Linked DNA regions of Homo sapiens: region 1 is linked to region 2. Evidence: chromatin loops called from intact Hi-C (ENCODE). Cell type or tissue: A673. All regions are shown on one strand. Links, peaks and the distances in the headings refer to the core of each region. The heading gives the core; the rest is flanking DNA.

Evidence for each region. A loop is a pair of places that touch in the nucleus more often than their neighbours do. Peaks named below come from ENCODE experiments on the same cell type or tissue, not always from the same donor. Only the 100,000 strongest peaks of a DNase experiment are listed, where the experiment ranks them.
Region 1: a loop joins it to region 2, with 12 times the contacts of the local background. A loop is called at or near these places in 1 of 110 quality-filtered maps.

The regions. Positions count from the first base shown.
Region 1 is chr16:61,361,622-61,370,414 of GRCh38, reverse strand. LOC105371302 (a long non-coding RNA gene) reads right to left here and starts at 4,911. Exons shown (of 3, transcript XR_933656.1): 1 at 4,815-4,911. In A673, for the core only: a CTCF peak has its summit at 4,201; DNase peaks (open chromatin) are centred at 4,214 and 7,634.
Region 2 is chr16:61,003,931-61,012,723 of GRCh38, reverse strand. No RefSeq gene overlaps it. Among named protein-coding and RNA genes, the nearest start is that of CDH8-AS1, 910 kb to the left of the region's middle. In A673, for the core only: a CTCF peak has its summit at 4,860; a DNase peak (open chromatin) is centred at 4,833.

The DNA of each region.
Region 1 (8,793 bases), core at 371-8,370, 360 kb before region 2:
CACCTGTATCCATAGCATAATAATTGTACCTGGGTCATAACATTGTTGTGGGATGCAATTTGAAGTAATAAGGGTAAACCTGAAATTGCTTTTCCTACAAGTTGGGATTAAAAATGGATACCTTATTTGACAGTCCTAATTTCTATTATAAACCACAGAACTGACAAACAGTGAATTCTCATTACACACTAGATAGAGGCCGGAGTAGGGAGTTTGGATTTCAGATAATTAGTAGGCAATAAAAATCCATCTTACCTTCTAAACATAGATATCTTTGTCAAAATGCCTATGATTGGATCTACTATAATAGCAAAACATATCAATTGGAGTCATAAAGGCCAAAGAGTTGTTGCAATAATCCAGGTGAACAATGTTAAAAAGCAGCTAGCCTAATACAATTAGATACAAAGGGATAGAGTTAAGAGATTATTTCATAGAAATTGAAAGATTATTTTATAGAACTGACAAAATTCGAAAATTAATTTGGATGTGATTATGACCTCAGTAACTAACCCATGTGCCCAGCACATGTCACCAGAGCTCAAATGCATGTTAAATTGTAAAACTGCACAACAAATAGTTGGTTAAGTTTAATGTTGCAGCTGGAGAACTTTCTCAGCAATTCCTTTTCTGTTTATGCGGATTTCAGTAAGACGACATTTCTACCCGTATTTTCTACTTTATTTACAGAGGAGCCTTTAAAAACCAGGAAGAACTGCCTTCAGCGCAAGTGATCATTTATTATCCAAGTTTTAATCAAATTAGCTTTTTTTTAGACTAGAAATTTGATGTCAATCGCAATTGATCTCAGCAGAGGAAAGGAGGGGAGGAGAAGTCATATATGAGAAGCGATTCAGGAAGGATTTCTGGGAGATAAATATTTGTAATGTAATTATAGATGTGTCATCAACACCACTATAATTTACTGTCAGTCACCATACTGATGATAGGATCTTATCTTCCAAGGTATAACTCTCGTTCACTGCAATTATCTCCAGGATGAATCTTCATGCTCAAAGCCCCCAGTGTAGAATTATTGTGAGATAAGATTCAGAAATTGATATTTCCGTGTCAATGCCCCATGATGTGGATCATCCAGAGGTCTCAAAATCTCTTCGCTGTGTGGCTGAGGGTTAGTTGCAAGTTGTCAGAAACAGATGTTGGTGTTTCCACCACGTTGTGTCATTTCCTGACATAAACAACTTGCCTGAACAATCAATTTGGGATAGAGGTAGGGATTTGCAGTTAAAAGGTCTCACACAAGCTAAATTTTTAAAAGTTGACTTAAATGAATTTCAATGTAAACATTCTGGATGCTGAATTTAAACCCCAATTCTCTCAGTTTTCTCAACCTAATATCTCTTTTTCTTCCTCTTTTTCACCTTCATTGCTGCTACCAATAATCTATTATCTGAACTACTTTCTAAATTATTCTTCTGCCTCTAATATTTCCCAATGTATGTACTTATTTTCCTGTCAGAATTTAAAAATGTTTCATCACTCAGTTGTGTAACCATCTCCTATAACACTTTAATACCCTCATTATCTTGCCTATCCCAACTATTCTGTATTCTTAATGGAAGTAAAAAAATGGAGCCAGGCACGGTGGCTCAAACCTGTAATCCCAGCACTCTGGGAGGCTGAGACAGGTGGGTTGCCTGAGCTCAGGAGTTCAAGACCAGCTTTGGCAATACGGTGAAACCCTGTATCTACTAAAATACAAAAAATTAGCCAGGCGTGGAGGTGTGTGCCTGTAATCCCAGCTACTCAGGAGGCTGAGGCAGGAGAATTGCTTGAACCCGGGGGACGGAGGTTGCAGTGAGCCAAGATCGTGCCACTGCACTCCAGCCTGGGCAACAGGGCGAGACTCTGTCTCAAAAAAAAAAAAAAAAAAAAAAAAGATTGTCTTCAAGTTGCTAAAATCTGGTTAAGACTCAACGTAGCATTTTTTCTGTTTACTTGTCTAAGGGTCATTACAGCTACCTGTTCATAATTTTTTTTTGAGAATCCTGAGGTGGAAATGCCAACTTACATCTTTATGTTAGCCAAGAAATGCACTGATGTAAGAAGAAATCTCTGAGTGGGTCTTAAATAAGTAGGAGTTTTAAATTTAATTAACCAGAGAAACAGCGACCTGAGCAAACCACATAGATTGTGAAAGGAATAGCATGTTTAAGGAAGAGTGAACATTTTAATTAAACCTTGAAGGATGTCCTTCAGAGTCTGGCATTGGGAGAAGATTAGGTAGGAGGCCAGGTACAGTGGCTTATGCTTGTTTTCCCAGCACTTTGGGTGGCCAAGGCAGGAAGATTCCTTGAGCCCAGGAGTTCGAGACCAGCCTGGGCAACATGGCAAAACCCCACCTCTACTAAAAGTGTTAAAAAATTAGCCAGACAGGGTGGGGCGTGTCTGTAGCCACAGCTACTCCAGAGGCTCAGGTGGGAGGACCACTTTAGCCCACAAAGTCGAGGCTGCAGTGAGCCACGGTTGTGCCACTGCACTCCAGCCAGGACAACTGGAGTGAAAAACCTGTCTTAAAAAAAAAAAATTAGGTAGGAGTCATTTTCAGGGTCATATGGAAAAAAGGTTTTGCAAACCATCCTAAAGAGTTTATACCCCTATAAAGCACAATTCAAAGAGAATGAAAAAGAGCTTCCAGTCTTTATATTCATTTTATAATGCTTACTCTGAACCCAGCATGCAGAATTCATTGGGGAGAAAGACGAAAAAAAATAACAAAACAGTCAGTGGAAGTAGAAATATTTTACTTTTTTAAACTGTCCAGTATGCAATTAATATTCCTCTCTTAATTTGGAGGAACTCCATTCTGTGTACATTCCAGAGATATAGTGCATGCTTCCTGATCTGCAGTCTGAACAGGGAGTAGAATCTTTCTCTTTTTTGTCTTATCACAATCGGAGCTCAACCCTTAACTTAAGTTCAGCCATTAGTATGCTCCACTAGGACTTTGAGTCTCAAAGGACTGAGACACATAAAGTCAAAGAAGTGTTAAGATCCACTCTCACCTAACGCAGAACCACCCTGGCAGTGGTGGTGCCTGCAGTTCTAGAACACTATTCTTGGAAGACTTCATGCCCTTGAAAGGCCATTGTTCTGCCTTGTAATTTTCCCAGTCTAAATTTCCCATTCTGGAATAAGAGGTAAGTAGGTATTTTTATTCACAACGTTGTGCAGAAACCTAGAAAAGATTTGCTTAGACATTTTCAACTGTGCACAAAGAGTCTTTCAGATTCTCATCGACTTTGGAGCAAAGGACACCATTTGTCTAAATTTTCTATTTCTTAATGAGACTAGTATTGTTTTCTGTTGCTTGCATTCATGGGCCATGAATGAGGGAGAGTCCACTGTAAAGCAGAGGAAATATAGAACAGCGGACAGATTTAAGGCATAGGTTTAAGGCAAAATAGACCAGATGACATGGTGACATCAGTAAATGATATGCAAACGTGTAATGTTTATATTCATCTGCAAACTACATATGGCTTTTTAATCTTGTTTCTCATTCTTCTACATTTAGCAGGAGTACATGTAAAGAACACCATTAGCTGCAATTGTTGGTTCCATCTTCACTGTGCATTTTTTCAAAACAGATTCTACCCACACCTGTTCCCTGGTAGCAAGAGCAGTGCTTGGCTCTCCGCAGAATGCTAAGAACGGTGTGAATGTAAACAGATATACAATCGACAAGGTAGGAGGCTTCACTGGAAAACAAAGGGCCACCGTGTGGGAAGGGAATCTTGGAGACCAGTTAACTGTGCATAGCAACACTTATGCTACAGAGTAGTAAAGGGAGAATAAAGAAGTGAGTAGGTAGATAGAAGACCAATCAAGCACATCATATGGTGACTGCTAAGGGTTTTAAATGTCATTGCAGAGCAATGCTAGAACTTTGCCTGGCCCATGGAACTAAATATTTTGCTTGTTTCCCCATCCTCAACTACTGCAAATAAATCCAGTTTTCTCTCACAGATTTGACAGACAGATTTTCAACCACCTCGTCTATTCTGCAAGCAATGGAGTTTCAGGACAGAGACAAAGGAGGGTTTTGGAATAAGAGGTAAGTAGGTGTTTTTATTCACAATGTTGTGCAGAAACCTAGAAAAGATTTGCTTAGGCATTTTCAACTGTGCACAAAACAAAGGCAGACCATTAGTGAGGACTAGCCTATCTTGTTCTTGGTCCTACTAGGTGGCGTAGTAGGACAAGACAAGAACTAGAGGGGGTATATTATGAAACTGTGCTCACCTCTTCTCTCATCTTCAACATCATCCCTTTAATTCAGTGGACACTTACTAAGTTCCAGAAATTGCACTAAACCCTGTATATGCATTATTGTATAGACTCCTCACACTGTTCCTAGGAGTTGGTAATAACATTCTGCCCATTTTATACATGAGTAAACTGAAGCCAATTTTGATACCATAGCCCACTTTCCCCACTCCCTCCCTCTTTGTATTACATTTGCTTCTAAGGCAGCAATTTGTTCAACTGCAGTGAGAAGACTCAATTCACTAATTCTAAGAGTTCCTCTTATACAAAACTAAAAACCAAGTTTTTCTGCAACCCACTCAACCAATCATATTCTTGCAGAGAAGGAGGAGCATTAAAAACTATTATTGTCTGAAGAAGACTCTTATAATTTAAACTCTATAACCCGTTCTCCAGAAAATATTCAAAACCAAAATCACTAGCAAGTAACAGCTTATTTGAGTAATCTGTGATGTCTGGAACAAAGATTAATAGAATGAACACAACCTTTCTTAAAAATAAGCACTTAAAAATTTAAAATTTACCTCAAAAATTGCATTTAGTCTTGCAGAGTTAGTGAATTTGATTTCATTTGACAGATACTATTATTTCATTTTCAGGAAATGTTTCATGTTTTCCACACTCCACCTGTGAGAACAAGAAGATAGGGAAATCAGAAGAGAAAGGGAAGGAGGCCAAAATTTGGAAAGAACTGTAGATAGGAGTTCCAAATCCTGTTATTCTAGCATTATTTAAAATCACTATTCTTCTTAAACATAATACATATACTAGACTACATACTCCTGAAAATATAACAGATAGCTGTGGAATGCTTTATAAGGCACACCTACAAAAGTAATGTGCTCTGTAATGACGATAGAGCTCATAGCCATCAGTCATGTGGCGTGTTCAGGAAGGACAGCCAAGCTTTAATTAGCTTATGCTAAACGGCTTTAGTATCAATTTAGGCAAAATGTGACACTTGGTGGAATTGTTTGGATGGCCACTAGGAATAATGACTCACAGAGCAGAATCACCAAGAGAAAAGTGTGTAATCAACAGACACTAATTCTGATAGGAATCAGGAAACCATCTGGAAACAGGAAAGAGGAAAAAAAAGAAATACTTTGAAAGTACAGAGGTAACCATTTGCTATTGCTTGAATGTGAGCAAATTAAAGACAACCAACCTCTCTTATGAAGGAAAATTATTATCACTGTAATCATGCACACAAAAAGATTCATCATATTTCTAAGAAATGTGATTGTATGCAGATATACCAGCCTGAGCGCTATAAGAAGTAGTGTTGTATTGTATTCATATTTCCATTTATCATGATTCTTTGGATAATAATATGCCTCCCACTGAGGATAAGGTATGTGCAAAACCTCAGGATTTGCACTCAGAGTGGCTGAAACTCAAATTGTTGTTCCAACACTTGTTTCTAGGAGCATGACCTTGAGTAAGTTACTTTACTTCTCTGTTTTTGTTTTGTTTTGTTTTTGTTTTTGTTTTTTTGTTTTTGAAACAGAGTCTCAATTAGTCGCCCAGGCTGGAGTGCAGTGGCTTGATCTCAGCTCATCAGAACCTCCGCCTGCCAGGCTCGAGTGATTCTCATGCCTCAGCCTCCTGAGTAGCTGAGATTACAGTCATGCACCACTACACCTGGCTAATTTTTGTAATTTTTAGTAAAGACAAAGTTTCACCCTGTTAGCCAGGCTGGTCTTGAACTCCTGAGCTCAAGTGATCTGCCTGCCTCAGCCTCCCAATCTGCTGGGATTACAGGCGTGAGCCACTGGGCCTGGCCTACTTCTCTGGTCTCAGTATGTGCCTTCTCTGATCTTAAAGTATCATATTGTTGAGAATAACAAAGCAGAATACAGTGGCTGGTGCAGTTCTGCTTTAAAAAGTGGTACAGAAACTAAATCAGTGCATGGAAGATTATTGTGTTTATCGATTAAAAAAATATATATGTGAATATGCGTAGCACCCTGAATCAGCCTGCCTAGGCTTCATTTTTTGCTTAGCATTAGCTATGCAAATAGAGTAACTTAGATTATTTTCTGAAGGTGATTCCCCTATCTGGAAAATGGACATATTAGTTGTTACATAAGCATATTAAGAGTTACCTAACTGTGTGTGTTTGTGTGTGTGTGAAGCAATTGATTTATAGGCTATTTTCATTATAAATGTCTCAATATTTTGGAAATTCTATAATAACCCTGAGTTCAAGAAGGATTTTAAATTTGCCTGTGGAGGAGTTCCCGGATGGGGCTGGACCTCTTGAATTAAACCAATGCTTAATAAATAGATTAGATGCTGAGGAAAAAAATGATTAAAATATTTTGTAGTTGTCTTGTAGGACCTGAGTTTACTAGAAAATCCAGTATATCACAGTACAACAATTACAAAGGTTAATAATGACCAAAGTCCTGTGGGGCCACTCAGCAGAAGCCTTTGTAGGTGTCTATAATTGAAGATGAGGTATTTTCAAGGCAAAGGGTAGAATTCAGAAATATGCAAAAGGAAGTGATATGTACCAGGACACAGTGTCATGATGCAACCAGTTTGGGAAATTTGAGAGCTTGGAAAGTGGGGTTTTACCAAGTAGGTGTATCAGAGTGGTACTGAGGCTGAGAATTAGGTTGGAGCAGGTTTTAAGGGGTCTTGTTAAAGAGCTTTCTATGTTCTTATATTCTCTGTAGCTTTCTCTTTATCTGTTGCATGACAGTAAAGGAGAGAGAGAGAGAACATCGAAGACAGAGACAAAGGGAAAGAGATGGAACAAATTAATAATACCTAATTCTTATTTGAATCATCACTGTATTAAGCACATCAGTTTTCTGAATTCAATTTGCAGCAGAACTTCTTATTAGCCATGGGAATGCCAACATACCTCACATACTGTGTGCTCTATTTTACTCACCCCTAACGTGGGTTTAAGAATGCAATTTTATTTTTACATATTCTTTGGATGGTCAAATGAGATAAACCGAGTGCATTACTTTGGCAATACAATATATTGTTTACATGGCCTTTTTTCATATGCTATCATTATTCTACACCTGCTTGGGTATGTTTTGTAATGGCAGACACCAGCCAAAATATCTATCAAATGTTTCCTTTTGCTTGTATGAGGATTTAAAACATGACCACAGAGAATGCCTGCTGAGACAATCAAAATGAATATTTACTTAGGCTAGTAATGATCAATGTCTTCTGAGTAATATGGAAATTGAGTTCAACACACGGAATAAAGCCGAGGCTCCGAAACTAAGCAAAACAGTATTACCTAATGTACTCCCCCACATAATTGCTTGTCTTCTGCTGTGATTTTCACAATAGAGGGATCATTTATGTGCACTTATACATTTTACTGTTGACTGCATGACTGTACAACACATTGGAGAAAAAGGAAGCTGCGGTAATAAGAATTCATCAAACATCCTCAATTGCTCCTTTTCAAAAAAGCCTCTAAGGAAAGTTTCAGCATCAAGACCATTTATGAGCTGTTAGAAACTGTCAAAGACAAAGCCTGGAAACTGGGATGGGGGCTGAGTTCAGCTCTTGCCTCAATTGCCAACCCTTCTGGGACCATAAGCAAGTTATTTTATAAAATCCCAAAGCAGGGAGAAAAGCACAAGGAGAGAAGTGTTATCACCAATCTGTCTCACAAAGGCATTCCAGAACTCCTTTTGCAAAAGGTTACTGTCCTTCTCACTGTAGATAGAAGATAGACTTGGTAGACTCACTTCAAACCTCCCTTTGGGGAACCTGATACTCAATGGAGCTCCCAAACCAAAGTCTTATGAAGATTTTGAGGATGGAATAAAATCATATTAATAATACTAAGCCTGCAGCACAGTTATTTCCTGGTTTTGAAAATACTTTTTCAGGTGAAGCCAGCTATGTATTATTAAATATTACACTAAATGCCATTTGGTAAAGATATCAGTGCGTCTCCTGCTCCTGAACTATTAAATTGTATGTGCCTATAAAGGATGCCTGAAATTCAGTTCTGAGCCATTTCAGGACAGAAAGTTTCAAAACACAGGGCAGTGGAAATTTTACTTCTGTTAATTCTTTGATATGACAAGATTCTTTCATAGTTTGGACCCTAATGAAGGAGTTACTCTCCCTGCCAAATGTCTTGTATTTCACAGATTATTGCTAACAGCACTAGGTGAAATGTTAAAGGACAAACAACTGTAAGAAGGGATGCTTTTCTTTTCATTTTAAGTCTTTGCTCTATCGTCTATCCTATACATGGTATCTTATGAACAAATTAACTCACTAATATAAGGTATTATGCTTATTATTTAGGGAAAATAATCTGTGTGAATTAAAATCATTTTGAAGGTTGGATGATTCTTAGTAATAAAAGTAAATTTAAAATATTGTGCTTTTTTTTCTCAAAGATTACATTTGATAACAACTAAGCTAACAAAATGCATGAAACAGTGGCTTTCAAGACCCTGGGAAGCAAGTGCCAAAGAACAGCGATCTCTAAGAGACATAAAACAA
Region 2 (8,793 bases), core at 541-8,540:
CAGTGAAAGAAGTAACAGTATAAGGGCCTAGTGAAAAGAAAGTATGGTTATTCAGGAAAACTAGATGTTTGATAAAATGAGATCATAGAATTCAAGGGAAAAATTGCTGAGAAATAAGGCAGAGACATAGAAAAAAAGATCAGAGAAGACGTTGTAGACATTGTAAGTCACATTAAGAGACTGTCCTAAAGCCAGGGCTCTGCAATGTCAAGGGTTCAGAAGGGAGGATGGCATGAAAAGCGCTCACTATACCAAATTTACCACCTGAATGTGACATGAAAAAGAAGCAACAGATAAGAAACATGAATAAAGAGACTGGCTGCAATTTCAGTAAAGTTCCCATGAAAATGCCAATGAATTAAGCTACTAGCAGGGGGATGTGAAGAAAGGTAAGAAATTTTAAAAATAATAAAGTCAGTAGGATTGCCCAGAACTATCACATAATTCAGTGTTGCCAGCTTCCTTAAGCCAACTTTGACCCTGAAATTTTTCGAGTTAAATAATTTGGCCAATTAACTAAGTGGATGATGGTGCTACCACTGTGATAGCAGCTGACCTACAGGTGTAGATGGGGGTGAGGGCATTGAGTCCAAAATCCTCGGTTCACACCTGGATAATAGCAGACATAAGACTATGATTTTATCCACTAGTCACTGAAAATAATGCAGAAGTATATAAGCAAGTCCTTGTCTCAGGAAACCTTCTCAGGAAGCATTTCTAATGCTTCAAAATGTATGTCACAGCTACAAATGAATAGAGATAGTTAGAAAATGCATAATGCATTTGAGTCGGGAATAATTTGGCTATATCACCTTGAATGACCTATTTTTACAACTATCAAAGCATGGTATCAGATGCCAACAAAGCACAGTATATCATGATCACCCCGAAAATCAGAAACACACACATACACACACACATTTGCACACATTCATACACAAACAGTGGATTTTGGTTCTAATGCCTGCTATATTCTACCAGGGAGCAGGTGTTCAATCAAAATTGTTAATGTACTTTCAGCGGGTCTCATATCCTTTAAAAGCAGGTAATTAGAATTATACACAGATACTTTGAAACCATGAATAATTCATTGCCTCCAAATCAATAAAATAATTATTGAATATTTTTATTCTTCCCTTTCTATTTCAATAAAATTGCTCGTGTTGTGGCACAGTCATAAAACTGAACTTACTAAATATTTCAAATTAAAATTGTTCCCTAGAGGATGGAGAAACCGTTCAGTGGACTGAGAAACATCTAGAAGCTCAATTTGTTTTTTACAAAACAATTCCAGGCTTAAAATATTTTTAAAATGTATACCAATGCATATACCATATATAATGCATTATCAATCCTAACTAGATATTTTCAACCCTAACTGGATTTTCTTATACAAACCATTCTAAAACATGGTATACATTTATATTCATACATATGCATGTTTTAAAATATCTATTAGGTTGGTGCAAATGTAATTGCGTTTTTTGCCATTGAATGTAATAGGAAAAACCACAATTACATTTGCACCAACCTAAAATATAAATTATTTAGAAGACAAGAATGTTAAAGAAAATGACTGTTTGCTATATTTAATACAAATCAAGATTAGATAATAACATTTGGATAGGTTAAAAACAATCTATCAATGATTGTAAGATAAACACTTTAAAGACTTTGCAACTGTTATATAGGAATTTTATTTCATTGGATAATGAAGGGGTTTAAATAGTATAAAATAAAACATACCAGACGGTTGTTCTCTGAATTTTAAAAATTGAATGCATTTTGGTTGAATAATGAGACAGAATATACCAACAATGAATCTCAAATCAATTCTATAAAAATTATTTTTAAAATTTTTGCAACAATAATACAGCCCAAATTTGACATTTTCATGAATCTATGGCAATGTTATGCCAATATCCTCATTTATAAGGAGTTTGATATATTTTCTTAAAATTAATCTTTATTCATACAATGCAATAAAGAACAAATTATATTCTAGAAATAAAAAACTTAAATAATTTGTTGGCCATATTGATATTTATATTGTGAATGATTCTATGAGCTAGAAAACAATACTGAACAAAACTCCAAGTTTTCTACCAGCTTCACTCTGTCTCTGTCTCTCTCTCTCACACACACACACACACACACACACACACACACAAAGATGTACATGTACTATATTTCTTTGTATGTATACATATAAACATAAAGAGTGTGTGTGTATAAACACACACAAACATATATAGTCTGTCATACACACGTACTTGCATGTATGCATGTGTATGCCTGTGTGTGTATATCTCATGGTGGAATTGTTACAGGCTATAACAACTTTGGGAAAACCATTTTTCAAATGCTTAAATATCCAAGTATACAATTTAAAGTTTTTAAAGTTTTAACAAACACTTTGAAGAAATATCAACCACTATTAGAAAATTCCAGAATAAATATATTTTGGAACAGCAATAGTAAAGTGAATCCAGAGGTGTAAGGTAAGTCTAAATTAAGAAGGAAGGTCTTTAATGTGTGAATTGAGCATCAGAGTTTATTTCAGATTCGTGTATGTGTCCTAATTCAAGCAGTTTGAAGATTCAGCATTTGGAAGTTCTCTAAAACTCTTCAAAGTAAAATTGACTTTATTAGGAGCATTAGCAATATTGAGCATCACTGCTGAAGTAGGGGGCTTGTCATGTGTTTTCAGTTTCAGTAGGAAGCAAAGAAACCAGGGAAGAGGAATATCCATACAGCTAAATATCTTTCGTTTACAAAGTGACATTTCTCCTATGATTTAAATAAGCAGTTTACTGTTAATTTTCTAACCATGTGAAATAAGTTCTATTTGTGATATACTTGCTAGAGGTTTTGGGGAAACTAATGATTTGCATTCTAACCTCCTACTGGCATTAATTCACTGGTCTGGATTATGTATGTTCACAGTTTCACTCCAATTTTATTTTATACAGCCATCAATATTACAGTGTCAAGATTGCCTTCTTCTTGCCAATAAGTTAAATAAGTTAATTTTCTCACAGTAGGGTTTTTTGGGTGAAGGTCAGTTAAGTTTCCTTTATCATCCTCCAATACTGCATGCCTATTGTGCCTCTCTGGTAAGTAAGAGACTTTTTTCCCAATTGTTGGTGATATTTTTCCACTTAAAAACTACTTGCAAAAGTCTATTCCCTCATTTATTTTTGGTTATATTTAAAAATTATTAAATTATTGCTAATGACTTTTTTGTTTTTTTGCTGTGATGATGTTCTTGGATAAGAAGCCCTCTAGGGCATCAATGCAATGGGGCAATGCAGGTGGAAGCTGAAGGAAGACTTGGAGGGTGCATGATTAGTTAAATGTAGTAGTGGATTAAACAAAATGACACAAGTCTAAGGAATGGTTGTTGAATAAGAGTTAAGCATTTGGAGACATTTTGGCCAATAGGCACCATAAACTCAGAATTATAGCATCTAGTGAACCCAAATGGTTCTAATAAGCAATTCTAAGAGGGAGTGCTAGATTTTATTTTCCAAAAATGGCTATAAAACTATTTTTAATCCCACATACTTTCCTATGTCCATCAAAAGGTGAAATGTATGTCTCCTCCCCTAGAACCTGGGTATACTTTTGTTAGTGGTTTAACTAATCAGGTATCATGGAAATCAATGACACTATGTGACAGCTTAGCTGGGTTATGAAAGGTGACACCTCTTCCACCTGTCTGCCTGTCTGCCTGTCTGTCTGTCTCTCTCTCTGATAAGCTCATCTTTGCAATCTAGTCATCATTATGAGGAATCCCAAACTATGTAGAGAGGGTAGATATAGTTGTTCTAAATGACAAACTCAGCTGAGTTCCCAGCTAACATCCAGCATGAACTGTGAGACACCTAAGTGAACAAGGCTGCAGGTAATTCCAACCTGTAGTCATAAAAGTCACCCCTCCCAGGCGTTGAGTCTTCCAGCTGAGGTCGCAGATATAGGGAGACAGAAACAAGTCATCTCTGCTGTGCCCTACTGGAATTCCAGATCCACAAAATCCCATTCCAGGAAAGCAACAAGTGCCAGAACTATGCCATTAAGTTTTGAGGTAATTTGTTGTGCAGCAATAAAAAGTCAGAGAAAAAGGAAAGAGGAGGATGAAAATTGTATTAGTCTAATATGGGGGGAAGGAAGAATTATAAATATTTTCTGAAGTCAGACCAGTATACCCTGGTATGTTTCAATGTGCTATGACGTAAAGTTATCTTGAGCAGATTTGATGTGCTATGATACTGTGGACCATGGAGGTATGTGGAATGTTAGCTCTGAGTACACATAAAAATATCTCAGTACTTTTAAGCGGTATAGATTAGTACAAATTAACCAGAGTTTTCCATAGGGAAAACAAATAAATATCCATGAGTTTATACCAATATAAATAAATGATTTAATAAATAAATAATTAGAGAAAAAGAGACAAATCTTCCATGCAGAAGAATTGAACATAATTTAGATACACTGTTCATCCTCAAATAGGTGAAGCTGAATTCCCCACTTTTCAGGATCAGTACTTCATAGCAACTTCCTGCTCAAAAGTGCTGTTTGGAAAAGGGAGAAAAGAGTAACGTTTTAGTCAAGAAGCAGCCGAATGATCATTGTCAACATATCAACAGCATGTAGCTTTGATGTAATGTGATTAAAAAAAACTTCATCTATGTGGTTTTCCTCCCTCAAAACCCCATTATTCCAGTTTGATTGAGGAAACTATCAAACTGAAATTGAAAAGCATCCTTCAGAATACTTAACCAGTACTCCTCAAAACTGTCAGTGTCATCAAAAACAATAACTGAGAAACTGTCACCGCCTAGCGGAGCCTTAGGAAACATGAGAACTAAATGTAATGTGAGGTCGGGCATGGTGGCTCACGCCTGTAATCCCAGCACTTTGGAAGGCCGAGGTGGGCAGATCACTTGAGGCTAGGAGTTCGAAACCAGCCTGGTCAACATGGTGAAAGCCCTTCGCTACTAAAAATACAAAAAAAGTAGCCGGGCATGGTGGCAGGCACCTGTAATCCTAGCTACTTGCAAGGCTGAGGCAGGAGAATCACTTGAACCAGGGAGGCAGAGGTTGCAGGGAGCTGAGATCAGCACTCCAGCCTGGGTGACGGGGAGAGACTCTGTCTCAAAAAAAAAAAAAAAGTAATGTGATATCTTGGATGGGGTCCAGGAACAACAAAAAAAGACATAAGTAAAAACAAAAGAAATATTAATAGAGCATGGACTTTAACACTCACATATTAATGTTTATTCTTAGTTATGACGAATGTACCATAGCAATGTAAGTTGTTAGCAACAAGGGAACCTGGGTGTAGTTTATATGGGAATGCATATGCTATATTTGTAACTTTTCTAGATATCTAAAACTACTTGAAAATAAAGTTTAATTTTTTAAAAAGCAAACGAGGTGTTTTCATTAGCGAAAGCATTCACACTATTATTTCTGAAGTTTTGCTGAGCTCTGGTAGCAGGAATTAACTTTTGGTTCTTTGCTATTCCACAGACTCAGCCTGGAAGAACCGGTAAGAGGCAGGTAGTACACTGTGCTTTCAAGTGACAGTTAAGTTTTGAGTGAAGGACTAGTTCTGAAGGACAATGAAGTGCTGGAAGCATGAAGTAAAAATGGTTCCTACACTCCTAGTTTTACATCATTATGTGGTACAGACAGAATTTAATAAAATAAGCACTGAAAAAATGGTTTTGTAATATTTTAATGGATATGTGGTTCTGAAAATATGTTATAGAAGAAATTTACCTAGGTGCAAAAGGTGCTCTTGAGAAAATGATGATCGGGCACAGTCTGAAGACAGGATAAGGGTTAACTTCGTGAAGTGGAGTGAGATTTGAGATGGGTGTCATTCCAAGCAAAGCTAGAGCTTGTGCAAAGTCACTGTGGCAAGGAGAAGCATAAAAGGAAATATAAATGGTTGTGGCAGAAAAACAGAAAATCAAAGGGCAATCTGGAGCAAGATGCATCTTAGCTGGTGGAAGAGTCAGACCAAGCAGAACCAGTAAGTGAAGACTCTTTAGCTTGGGAGAAAAACAACTTCCCAAACACCCAGCTGTCAAGTGGATGGTCCGGGATTTAAAGCTGGACTTAATACCAAAGTCTGAGCTTTTTCTAATGCACCATCTTGTCTTTCTATTGATATCATCTGAATAAGGTTGCCATTGTTCTATTTATAAGCCACATGAGGGAAAGTAAGCACCAATATTAAGTGAAAAAAAAAAAAGAAAAACAAATGTTTTGGAAGTAAGAGTAAATTACTGAAATTACCTTACTGAAAAAGGAAAACATCAGGACCCCTTCTTTCACTATTTGCCTGTGGCCCATCTGTTGAATGAAAGAACCTTTCTTTGGCTTTTACAGGCTGAGAAGTGACATTTGTATGAATTTAGAGCTTTTCAGGCAGAGCCTGACAGATGCAAACTGGGTTTGTGTTATCGCTGAGGAGCTCTGTGAGGAGGGGGACTGATGGGAATGAGCTGCCTAGAATAATCAGAGCAGAAGGGAGGTTAGTAAAGGGCTGAACAAGCTCGGCAAAGCTCAAGTCACTGCCTCTGAGAGTTGAAACCTCTACAGAAAGGGGTTTCTCATATTGATTTCCTCATTCCTCTGCCTAGTGGCCTGGATTGCTAATTATGGCTTGGTGTCCTAGTCTCAGGAGAGACATATGTTGAAGATTCAAATAGGAAGTTTGTCCTTACTCTATCCAACACACACACACAAACACACATACATGCATGCATATACACACAAAGTGCTGAGATATTAAAATACATTTTACTATCTTATCTCTACTTTGTTAGAGTTTTCACTTGTTTCAAAGATTTTGTAATTAAACTCTTATCAGAGTCCCTGTCTGCAGGGTAACCATTGTACTAAATTTGTGTTTATCATTCTAAAGTATTTTGAATGCTGTTAACTTTATATAATCCTGTATGTAGCATTAATCTCCTTTTCTTCCTGCACAGAATTATATTGGATATTTATCCATGTTGATATATTTTATTCATTTTTACTGATTAACAGTATTTCTATTTTATAAATATACAACAGTTCAATTACAAATTTACTGTTGGAGAACATAGAAGTTTCACATCTTTTATCTCTATTAATGCTGTTTCCTAAACTTCAGTCTTTATGATATTAATATTGTCTCCATAGCTCTATTTATTTAATGTTTGTATGGATATTGTCTTTTCCAGCTCTTTAATTTTATTGCCTTGTGTAATTTGAAATATTATGTCTCTTAGAAACATAATATAGTTGAATTCTTTAAAAATCTAATCAGAAAATTTCTGGCTCTAATTCATGATACTATAATTATATTTATAATTATTTGTATATTTTGATTTAACACATATACTAAGGATGCCTGTTGATCATTCTTTGTTCTTCACTTTTTTTCTCCTATATCATTTGTTGATTTAAAAATTTTAGGTTCTTCTTTATTTCTATTTATATGTTCTATAAGTAAAGTTTGAATTTCTATTCTTTAGTGAATATGTTGCTTTAAAAACAATACACTGAAAAAAAAAAGGCTATCAACAAACCTAGCCATTTGGTATTTCTAACCTTGACCGAAACATGGTAAACATTTTAGCACATTTTCAGCACTAGGAAATTCTGTAATAGTTTGTTATTGTTGTCTGAAACTTTAGTTTTACTTTTTTTAATCATAAAAAATATTAGCCCCTTTAACTCTGCTCAGCTTTTTCCTATCTTGTCTCACTTCCTTCTGGATTTCCTCTTATTCTTACTCAAGTGCATTCTTTATATTTCTCTTTTTGAGGATTCCTGAATGGATGTCATTTACTTAACTCTCAAAAATACATTTAACTTTCAAGATGAAAGGCAGAATAAACTAGCTAATATGTCTCTTATTTTTCCTGAGCTCACTTAGAGATGATATCATATAATGCTCTGGCATCTATTACTGTTGATGAAAGTCAGCTGTTAGTATACTTCACTGTGTCAATAATAATCCCTTATTTACTGCAAATTGTAAGGTTTCCTCTAATCCATAGTTTCACTCAAATGTGTCTAGGCTAAATTTTTGTGTGTGTTTATGCTGCATGGGATTCAGTGAAACTCTTTGAGCTAGGAAACAATGCCTTCCTCATTTGTGGAAACATAAACTTAAATTCCTTTTTAAATGTCGCTTCCACACCTTTCCCTCCATTTTCTCTTTGTGAAACACCACCTACAAGATAGAATTGCAATATTCAGTCTGTTTTCCATTGCTCCAAATGTTTCATTTAAAATATATATTTTTTGCCTTTTTTGGCTGAGTTTTTAATGAATTTCTCACTGCTCTTTTTAAAATCACTGATTTTCTCCTTTACTCTTCAGTTTGGAGTTACTAATCATACACACACATATAATCAATTATATGTAAAATCAGATATATGTGTGTGTGTGTATATATAGTATATATATATATATATTATATATACAACAATTTCTAAGATTTCTAATGGATTGTTTTCCTCCAGGCTCTCTCATTTACCCCTTCCAGTTTCATTTCTGCCTTGCATTTTATTTACAACATCTATTCCTTTGCCATTACTTTTAATGACAAGAACTTTAATTACTTTTGCAACAACCTAATATCTCAACAAAATTTTATTCTTCTTCCTTTTCTGAGTCTCTAACACATAGTAAATGTGTGATAAGATTTAAAAAGCGTTGTTCCCCAAGTTTTAATAATTGTCTCTACTCAGAGTATTTCTAATGAAGGTAGAGGTTCTTCCA